2 separate regions of the Mus musculus genome follow, and region 2 is linked to region 1. Evidence: chromatin loops called from intact Hi-C (ENCODE). Cell type or tissue: heart. All regions are shown on one strand. Each heading gives the region's core, and the rest is flanking DNA. Links, peaks and the distances in the headings are about the cores only.

Region 1 (5,629 bases), core at 1,605-4,104:
ACAAACACACCTAGAGGCCTTCCACTGGGTATCTCTTAATTCAATGAATTTGCCAAAATTAACACGCCCTGCATTTGTTTTTCTGTGAAAAGTGGAAGCAATTTCAGTGCCAGAATCATTTTACCTGGTGTGATTTATTTGTATAGCTATTGAAAAATTTAGAATCCATCCTGGAGCGATGGATCTGTAGCTATGAGCGCTTGTTCTTGTAGAGGCCACAAGTTTGATTCCCAGTACCATGTGATGAATCACAGCCATTTGTAACTCTAGTTCAAGGGGGTCTGATACCCTAGCCTCTGCCTGCAGCAGGTACACATGTGGTAATCGTTCATACATGCAGATAAACACTTGGAGACAGAAAATAAGTTTTAAAAGACAATTCAAAATGTTTAGAATCCAAGTATCAAGAGAAGTTTTTCACAGCAATCTGAAGAGAGAGCTAGCGCAAAGTCCTTCCCTACATTGAAGCATCTGCGTGTCTGAAATATGCACACTTTTTATTGATCCTTTATACTTCTTAGAGTCTGGGAAAAATCCAATGGAATGTCCATCTCATTACTGTGCTCTTGGGGAAGTGCATCTGCTTTGTTGTGATTTGTGCCACTGATGTCCAGGGAGCTATTGCTCCATTCAGATAAAGAAGATAGGCTTATCATTCAAATGACCTGGGTCCAAGCCCAACATATCTTCATTAACAGATGGTATTCGACAACCACCCCAAACCTCTTTTCCTTATCCCTCCAAATGGGAAAATATAACATATGGAGTTGTTATGATTTAATAAGATGAAGCATTTATAATAGTGTAGTGCCTGACTTTTCGCATTCAAGAATGCTGTTTGGTAGGGCATTTTATAAATACCCGTTAGTGGATGAGTTTCTCAAACCCAGTTCTTGCCTTCCAGGGTTTGGGCAGCAAGGACCACCATGGAGAAAGCTGATGATGGGTAAGGTGGTAGGAGAGGAGTGGCAAGTAGAGGGTACTGCTGAGAACCCAATGCGGCACCTTGGGATTCCCCTGGACTGATCTATGAGGCGTTAACTTCTTTTGGGGGGCACAGCATATATGCTACTCTTTAACCTAATCCATATGTACCAGTCACACAACAGAGGCTCCTGTGTATATAGCAACAATGAATTATATTTTCTAGGGGTTAGAATCTATCTGTTTTCTTCTGAAGTAAATGAATGTCGCTTGAGACATTCCATTAAACAGATCTCTAAACACTGGTATTCCTTATCTTTAAGAAAAAAATTTAGGGGAAACGCATCTTCAGTATCCCCCATCTCATATCTCATAGCTCTAAATAATTCCAGGGGCCAGTTTTAAGTGTTTCTTTTTATAGGAAGTCACTGCGGCCAGGGAAAGCAAGACCATATGCCAGGAACAGTGTCTAAGTCAGGCCAATTAAGCCAGATTGCTCCTCCGGCCTCAGCGTTGCTTCAGCAAATCTTTAGAGCTTGCTTTTTTATTTATAACTCTGTAGAAGACCAAAACAACCCTGCATCCGATGAGGGTGCAGAGAAGCAAAACCCAGCCGAGGCACATTCATAACTGGTGACTTCTCATTGACATATGCGCTGTCGCAGGCTTCTCGGGCTTGACTGCAGACAACCTCAGACAGACTTCTCTTGGAGAACGGCATGTGAGCTTCTTCTACAGACTCGAATTCTCTCATGGAACAAAAGCTGATGTGTTGAAGGATAGGGGTCACCACTCCTCTTTACCTGAGGAACAGTAAAGTAGTTTGGGTACATGTTGAAAATCTGAAGCATCCATAATCAGTTATCTCCATTTGCGCTCTAGTAATTTTTATTACTGGTAGTCCCTAAGGATCTTAATTCTTCACACCAGAACAAACAAACAAACAAACAAACAAACAAACAAACAGGATCCAAAATCAAATTGACTGTAGCAATTGGGTAATTGCATGTCTTTGGGGTTGGACTGTCTCCTAACCTCTAGCTATAGCTTCTTCAGGTGTGTCTTTTGTATTTTTGAGCAGCAGCAACAGTCTCTAGGTCCACTGGCTCAGCTATCATTAAGGTCTTGCAGTTTGCTATCCTGTATATTCACAACTTGCGTCAAAGTTCAGCTGTAACCCCAAGAATTGGAATAAATGCTTCCTTGGATGGGCTATAATGACTCATGCTTACATTTAAAAAATTTTTTTCCCATGTTTATTATTGCTACTCTGTAGAATAAGCTGCTTGAGGGTACAAGCTGTGAGTGTCCATACTATACAGCGCACTTAGGGTGTGAATCACAAATGAGTAATTAGACAGCTTCTCAGTTATCAAAGATTGAGACACATGGAGGTGACTGAGCAATTGGTAGACCCATTGTGATTCTTATCCTTGTAAGGCTTCTTAGTCCCAATGGACCACATTCTCAGTTCTCACCACAAAAAAAAAGTCCAGTGTCATCACTGTTCGCTTTGTATACACACTTCATGCAGCTGGTTTCCCTCCTTAACTCCCTGCGTATGGAGGACAAACATGGGTATTTTTAGAAAGTCTGTAATGCTCATTTCAAGATCCTTTTCTCAAGTGACGATGTGAGGCCCAATGATTACATTGTAATTAGTTCTCTGTTTTTTTTTTAAATAAAAGACATTTATCTATTTAATGAGTGGTTAAATGTTCCATTAGGATGGCCATATGATTTATATTCAGGACATGAGAGGGGATGAGCTAAGTATTTGTTTTGACATAGGTCAACAGGGGTAAAGCTGGGGCTCTGTGGAGAACAGGAGGACATATGGTCACCCTATTTATAGAAGAAGATGCTGCTGACCTATCTTCAGGAGACCATGACCCCAGGACAGTATTGCCATAGCTGTGATGTGTATATAAGGATACGCCAAGGTAGATTTGTGTCTAGGTGGATGACTGGCATAGAGTAATATCATTAGCAGAGATATTTATTACTTAGAGTTTCCAAGGGAACTGGACATGCTCTTTCCTATAGGGCCTCTAGTGCTTCCTAATCTGAATGGCCTAGTGGAGAGGACACTGCATTATTGGTTAAAAGAATTGGTTAGAAGAAACTGTTGTAGGAAAACCTAAGGCTTGCTTGGAGGGTCTGCAATTGAGTTTCATAGGTCCATGCAATCAGCCCTTGCATGCATGTGGAGATGTCAGCAACTTGGTGTTGCCTCTGTGACTGATGGATACCAGACAGACAAACATCCTGCACACGGAGTGGGTACAGCAGAGCTTCTGAATGCTGGCGAGGAGCACTTCCGGATTTGCACTTTGCAACACCTCTGAGAAAACCCATGGCCACGGAGGTCTGAGCACACTAGCTTTAGCTCTCTTCATCATCGCTCCCCAGTCTATTCTCAGCTTAGAGATGATAGTTCCCCAGGGAACTGGGGTGCTCCAGGGTCAGACACAGGGGCAGTGCTTAAAGAATGAAGAGTTAGTCATCTTTGAAATCAGGGGCTCAAAGAAGGCTCATCGTTGGTTGCCCGGGAGATGTAAAAGTTTGACTTTTCTTTTCCTTCCTATCAGGAATGGTCAAAGCTCACTGCCTTTTCTTTAGAAATGATGGGGCTGTGAAGATCGTCTCATTGTTATGTCAGGGAGTGGACAGTCAACAAGTCTCTTCCTCGAACGACACTGAATTGTGCTATCCAAGGGTGTGGTGAGCCTAGAGAGGGGTGAAACCCAGCTGTCACACAGGGTATCCTCCTGTGACCCCAGTGAGAAGGTGACAATAACTTCATTTTATAGCCAGTGACACTGAGAGGGATTGGGGGAGGACAAACCCTCCCTGCACTCTAGCCTCTTCTTTCCTGCTTTAAAACCTGGGTAAACTCTCCCAGGAACAAGAAGCCCTTCCTTCGCTTGTTCTAACAGCGGGTTGGCTTTTGGGTATCTCCTGGTATGTTGCCATTTATGGATTTGGGCAAAATAACAGAATTGAATAGCTGCAGAGTGTCAGACTCCTTTCTCCCCTTTTTTTCTTCCACACTGAGTTCCCTGTTTCTATGGCAATGAATAGGATGTTTTGCACCAAGAAACACTTTAAATGCCACTGGGGGAAGGCAAGAACCACGCATAGCTCTCTATGGAGCTGGAAGGTGAAACGAGATGCTAAGAACTGACTGAAATAAGGAGAGAGAGAGGAAGTAGGGAGGCTAAGGAGACTCAGAAGGAGGGAGGTGAGAGGTGAAGAAGCAGGTGTTTTGGAGGGGAATATTTGACAATGAGATAGCATCTGAGCATTGAGACCTCCGAGTAGTTGCTATGAATATGAATCTGACCTTGAGCACACTAAGAGAGTTTGTTCACTTTAGGGGAGTGCCAGGTAAAAGTCACCTGGAGACAGAACTCCTGGATGAGGGAGATGATATAGTCTCTTAGCCTAGAACCCACATGAAGGTGGTTTCCAAGGTACTTCTTGTGGTAGGGGAGTTCCAATAGGATCCCCTCAAGTGTTGTGCATTACAGTCCAGCACTAGGCCCCTGGATTTCAGCTTTCCTGCTCACAGTATTACAACTAAAATTTCCCTTCCATCATGAATTCTTGTGGACCAGCCGTAGTGCGACTTATCCTGGGGAGGTGGGAACACATGGGAATTCACTCCACACAGGGATGATAGACAGAAGGAATGATTCCACTCAAGCATGGTTTAGGAAACCAGTAATTTATTGAAGTTGCTCACAGAATCATAGAGAGGGAGCTCCGGATGGGGGCATTGATGACTGAAAGGCATTATCAAAAGCCTCCCCTTAGTGTGAACAATGACAAACGGGAGACATTTCGAGAACTCCCAGCAAGACACATGGGCATCTCCTCTTTCCTGAATTTTTACTACTTTTATAAGACTGGAGAGAGGCTTTAGGGATCCTGTGAGTTTCAGGAACTTCCTTAGACATACGCTTTTCTTACCTAAGTCTTAAGGAGCCTTCTTCTAGAAGAAAATGTTTTAATTAGGAGGAAATAGCCACACAGCATCACTTCTCTAAGGCCCTCCTCTTGTGTTATCCAGCTTTCCACTGTTGTATCAAATACTTAAGGTAATTAACTTATAAAGAGAAAAGGCTTATTTGGGGTCAAGATGTTGGAGGTTTCAGCCCATGACTATTTAGCTCCATTTCTTTTGGACATATGGCAAGGAAGCATATGGGTACCTTGCTTAAAGTACAAGCTGCTCATTTTCTGGCTAGAAAATCAAAGAGTGAAAGAGGAAAGGATTTGGACGTCACAGCCTCCTTTAAGAGCACCCCATCATAATGTAAAGACTTTCTGCTGGGCCTTTCCTTCTAACCACTCTGCATCCCGCTATTCCTACACCTTTACCCCATGAACGTTGGGGAAGTTTTCCAATTCCAAACTGCAGTGTCTTTATTTGTATGGACTTGTCTATACATGTCCCCTAGATAGTTACACACACACGCACATGCACACGCACACACACAGCCTTTTCCTCTTTTCTCTAGTAAATATGAAAAACCAACCAACCAACCAAACAAAGAACAGCAATGACAACCACAAAATGCAGAACACCATAATAGAACAGATGCTGGTAGGGCTGTGGGTGGCACATCAGGTGCCCCTTACTTTTATATCTGCTTACTTTCTCACCACTGCTACATCAAAACACACCAAGCTCAATGGA
Region 2 (5,629 bases), core at 1,955-4,454, 93 kb before region 1:
AAGCCACAGAGCTGATGTTCCTCCACTATGTGTTTGTCTGACTGTGGGACAAGTTCTGTTCCCCTACAAGACTAAGAGTGAATCTCTGTTTATTCCCAGTGATTGCATGTGGTACATAATAATAAAATTCATAATGTTGGCTAAGTCTCTGTAAAATAAAATACTAGACCCCTGCCACTGAGAGGCAGGTGTTTGGCAAATAGCGTTCTAGGGATAGTAAGTTGCTGAAGAACAAGAAAGATGACTCGTGTGCCCCTGTAGATGACCAAGGAAACTGCAGTTGAATGCTGGGAAGTGTGTTCAGCATTGAGAGGGAAGGCCCAGGGTCTTGGGGTACAGTGTGAAGATGGGAATGTCCTCAGAAGAGAGCAAGAGGAGATGATGCCTGAGTGGAGTCTTGCAGACAGAGTAATGGCCTTCATTATCTCTGGCAAAAGGGCAACTGTTAAATCTGAGAACTTGGTTTGGGAAGCCAACCTTGACAATGGGTACAGCCTCAGCCATGGCCATTTAATGCATTACGGAAGCCAGCGAATCTCAGTCTGTGAGTTGCAAGCCATTTGGAGGGAGGATCAAAGGACCCTTTCACAAGGTCACCTAAGACCATCGTAAAACACAGATATTTACATTATGATTTATAGCAGTAACAAAATTACACTTATAGAGTACAGTGAAAATTTTATGGTTTGGAGGTTCGCCACAATGTGAGAAACTGTAGGAAAAGACTTCAGCATTAGGAAGGTTGGGAACCACTGTGTTAGGCACCATACTACTTTAAATATTTTAAGCATGTATTGTGTGAGGTGTTGGATTTTGAGAGGGGGTACACAAAGGGGCTACACAAAGGTAGTTCAGCCTTCCTGAGCCTTTTATTCTTAATAAGAAAGGGGAAAACTGTATTTGTGCATTCATAAAAGAAGACAGAATATGGAGTTTCCTAATAAAAGATAGATGTGCGATGGCATATTGACAGGGGAATAGTTATTAACAGCAGACGGACTTACACACCCAACCACTCATCCATCCGTCTATCATAGTCATCCGTTCCGTCTGCCACGTAGGCAACATACACAGACAGAACATTCATTATGCACCAGGTTTCAAGGGTGTGTCTGGCACATACACCAATTCTTATGTTCATGTTGTTTGTAATAGATCATGATGGTCATGAAAAAGAAAATGAACAGGGCCCCATGCTCGTATCAAAGCACAGGGGTGGGAAAGACTGTTTGTGCTTGAGCACCATGCTTAACCATTTTCCTATAGCTGCAGATGCTAGAGTAGAAGATGGAAGACTAGGTTGATTGGGCAGGAAACCGTACAGTAAGTACTAAAGAATCAACAGGGGTAGACCTGAGTTTTGGAACTTCTGTGAGAATGGAGCATCACTGAAAGATTTTGAGAAGAGTGATGAGTTCAGAGATTCATCTTTAGGTAAGCCCTGTGGTTGAAGGAACAACATGTGATGAAGTTTCCTGAACGACTCCAATCAGTTTTCCTAAAACTTGACCCTCTGGGCTTGGAGCAATTAGTCAGCATTTATATTACTTAGAATATATTTATTTTTATTATTTTAAAGTGTGTGTGTGTGTGTGTGTGTGTGTGTGTGTGTGTGTGTGTTACCTATGAGGGTCAGATGCATTAAATTTCCTTGAATCTGGAGTCATAGGCAGTTGTGAGCTTCCTAGTATAGGACCTGGGAAATGAAACCAGGTCTTCTGCAAGAGTGGTACACAGCCCTAACTGCTGAACTACTCCTCGTGCAAGCCCAGAAGGTCTCAACCTATGGGTCACAACCCCTTTGGGGATGAAAGGCCCGTTCACAGGAGTCACCTAAGACCATCAGAAAACACAAATATGTACACTATGATTCATAACTAGCAAAATTACAGTTATGATTTAGCAACTAACGTAATTTTATGGTTCATGGTCACCACAGCATGAGGAACTGTATTGGAGGGTCTCAGCATGGGTGTTCTTTACCACAGCTGCCTTCCAGTTAGCACACATCCTGGCTGTTGTGTAGTCTCCCTCCTGACTTGAACCCACATCCCTTCAGTAATCCCCAACACTGTGTTATGGCTACGATCAGTCTTCTGTAACGTATGTGCACACCCAAAGCATTATTGTTTGGTATATACGATTACAATGCTGACCTTCTTATTAGATGATGGGTATCCAGCCACAGATTTGAAGTGGGCTTTTCCTTCTGTGTATCTCCATGGTAAAAAGCAAAGTTAGTTTGTGTCATTTCAGTGTACAGGGATATTTCTAGGACTACATCAAGGCACAGTTTGACATGTCACTATCTTTGGATGATACGTAGGACCTCTTCCAGAGTCTGGCTACATGAGGCACCATGCTTATCTTGCTTCGTGTGCCCTGATGGGCCCCAGTGCAAATAAAGTGGAGAATGTACTTGAGGCACACAAACTGAGGATTTATTTGGCTAAATAAAGCATGAAGGGGACGTTGGCCTTAGCTGACCTTTCTAGTCCATGGTTCCGATGCCTTAGCCAAGCTGATTCTGCCTACAACCTACCCCTTGCCAGCTCTTGGCTAGTGCTGTATTGTTCTGCCACCTGGGTAGCTCTTCCCTCCAATCTCTGCCATTTAGAGTCTTCCTGAGTCAGCTTGTCAAGGGCTGTATTTAACATCACTGTCCTTTGCTGAGCCAACTTTGATTACCACTACAAGAAATACACACGCTCTCCCTGTGAATAACTCTAATGCTTACGAAGAGTAAGATCGGGGGCTTTGTGGTGGGGTGTACCTGGTTCCCATGCCAGCTCCTTAAAATCACTGTGACCGTAGAACGTTATTTAACCACTATAAACCTTACATGAAATTTGGGAACATACCATTTGACTCCAGAATTATTTTGAAAAATAAATGAGGTGATGTATTTAAAAAGTTAAGCATATTGCCAAATTATATGTGTTCAGGAAATACTAAATTTACTTCTGTCTTCTCCGGGAATACATCCCAAGGCCGCGTCCTATCTCTTACTTATCTTTGTAGGTTCTTTCCTATAAACTTCTCTGGAAGAGACTGTCGTAGGTCATGGAACAGAACAAATATTTTGTATGTGTTCATATACCTAAATATGATTTCTGGATTGGGGAATGAACTGTGTATGGAAAGGCTCTATGACAAATTCAACTTCAGGCTTTGGTTATAAAGGACAGTCCTAGGGGGGTGTGTTCTGAATAAGCTGCACCCGGGAGACCCTTGGAAGATCTCTTCCTGGAGAACTCAGCTCTACTTGGCAAGCCCTGGAGGAGAGAAGGTTCTCACGGCCTATCCACTCCCCTCTTCCATGTCGATGAAGAGCAAGGCCCGTGGAAAGATTCCTGTGTTAGGTGGAGGGACTTCTGGCACCTCACCATGATGTTCTCAGAGGGTGGCTGGAATGTCGGGGCAGGGAGCGTCTTGAGAAGGAGATGTTCTTCCAGCTTGCTTCCCTAGCTCTCTGTAAGAAGCACAGCCTGTCCTCTTGTGCAGAGACCAGCTAGAAGAAGTGGCCCAGGGTGATGCACCGTGTACTTCCGGCCCCTTAGGCTCTTCTAGAGCATTTGCTGACATTACCAGTCCACCTGCTACACCTTTGCTTATGGCCCATCTCATCTTGTCAGGTGTCCACTTGGCATTTAATTCATCTTAGAAAGCAGATAGCCTCACTAGATTTTACTGCTATGCTGTTAAGGGGTTTCTGCACATGTATTTATTTATTTATTTATGGATAAGGGTGGCCCTGATGAAGTCTGACTGGAAGGATTCATCTTGTTAAACTCTATTCAAAATAAGTATCTGGACTAATGGCTGGGAATTTCTGTGCATGAAGGTGGGAGCGTCATACATTCAGGTACATGCTGTTAGTTTGCTTTTCTCTCTCTCTCTCTCTCTCTCTCTCTCTCTCTCTCTCTCTCTCTCTCTCTCTCTCCCCCCTCTTTCCTGTCCCCTCAGACCATCTTTGGAATATTCAGTTTGTATGTCCTTGATGGGCTGGACAGAGCATCCAACCTTCAGTCAAACAGCTTTTATCTTACTCTTTTCTTGATACCTTAAACAAAGGTCTCCTAGTCAACCCAGGCAGAAGCGAGCCCAGACCTTTCAGCCATTATGCTGGGCCAGCTTAGTTTCTTCTTCAGCTGACTCACATTGAAATCAGAATTTCACTCTCCATTTGACTCTTGGCCACTGCTCTTCTTGTTTCTTCGCCAAGCCCCTCCCCCCCATCTTCATTACCTGCCCCTGAAGAAAAGAGCTGTGAACCTTGATGTTCTTGACATTTATCTTGGGATCAGGCTAGGTCAGGAAAGCATGAGCCTCACTGTACCGTGCCCCTTACAGCCTCTATGTTGGTGGATCCATCAACCTGTTTTAGCACCTGTGTAACTTTTTTTTTTTTGTCTGCAAATTAGTAAAGCTGTCCAGGCCACGCCATGTGTGATATTTATAATTATTCACACGTCCTGTGAGTTCTTTGCTACTAAGGCATGACTGCTAAGTCTGTGAGCAAATTCTTCCAATTAAAATCTGTGCTTGCTGGATAAAAATAAATTGGCGTTATGTTTCCATGTGCAATTAAAGTCGGAGCCTGAGTTCTGTACACCGTGTCATGCACAACTGGATGCAGGAATGAAAAGAAAGTGGAGAAGCAGGTAAACTTTTGATACTCCTACCTTAGGGATCCTACAGTGGCTGAAATCTTTGTGAGTTCAACAAGTTTGTATGAAAAGGAAAACGTTTGTGTTCCTTCTGTCCTTCAGGAATCTGCCTGAGAAGGCATAAGAAGAGAAGGCCCTCTAGGCGACTTGAGAAAGGTATCCTGGCCTTTAATGCCGAAGGAAAGTATCTGGCCTTTTCCTTTGTTCTGTCCTGATTGAGCTGTGCAACTCGGGTTGGGATAACTGCTGAACTTACTTTCAGTCCCAGCATCTGTGTTCACTTGAGCCCAGGGAGGACATGTTCTGTTTGTGTCCTGAGGGTTTGTGTATGTGTGTGTCTATACATAGTTGTGGGGTGTTTTCCACCCAATTGTTGGTTGTAACCATGAAAGATACAAAGAGCAATTGCTTCACAGTTTAATAAGCCTAAGTCTTCGTACCCACAGAGTGTAGGAGAAGTCTTTCCCCCTCTCAACCCTCGTCTTCAACTAATTATATGCCTTGCCTATGCAACTGTAATTATTTCACCAGCCTTTGTGAAACCTTTCTTTAAACTATAGTTAGAAAAATAGCAGAAACGAATCTATTTTGAGAACTTGTGTGGTGAAGCAAGTTCCAGCAAAAGAAAGGGATCCTCTGGATTGGACCCAGAGTGACAGCATTTCGTCACTTGTAAGTTCAAGTGATGATGACATATTGGCGGTGCACCAGTTTCTTACTGGATCTGAAATATACACTTGATAAATCTCTCTCCTTAAGAATTAAATGCACGGCAATATTGACCTGGTCAAATAGTGGCATTAAAAAAAACAAAAAACAAAACCAAACCAAAAAAACCCACAAAAGTTTCCATGTGCTTTCCATTTTCTGAGATGATGCCCTTGGAAGACCACATGCCGCCCTTGCTGTTTGTAACTGAGTTTGTGTCAAATGAATGTTTTACATGTCATCCACATGCT

Evidence for each region. A loop is a pair of places that touch in the nucleus more often than their neighbours do. Peaks named below come from ENCODE experiments on the same cell type or tissue, not always from the same donor. Only the 100,000 strongest peaks of a DNase experiment are listed, where the experiment ranks them.
Region 2: it touches region 1 in a loop (2.4-fold over the local background); 3 of 42 quality-filtered maps call a loop at or near these places.

The regions. Positions count from the first base shown.
Region 1 is chr10:14,189,935-14,195,563 of GRCm38, forward strand. No RefSeq gene overlaps it. Among named protein-coding and RNA genes, the nearest start is that of Gm51759, 65 kb to the left of the region's middle. In heart, for the core only: no CTCF peak of the experiment used is centred there; no DNase peak of the experiment used is centred there; H3K27ac peaks cover 112 bases.
Region 2 is chr10:14,096,855-14,102,483 of GRCm38, forward strand. All of the region lies in intron 2 of Hivep2 (human immunodeficiency virus type I enhancer binding protein 2), which reads left to right. Among named protein-coding and RNA genes, the nearest start is that of Gm51759, 28 kb to the right of the region's middle. In heart, for the core only: no CTCF peak of the experiment used is centred there; DNase peaks (open chromatin) are centred at 2,527 and 3,367.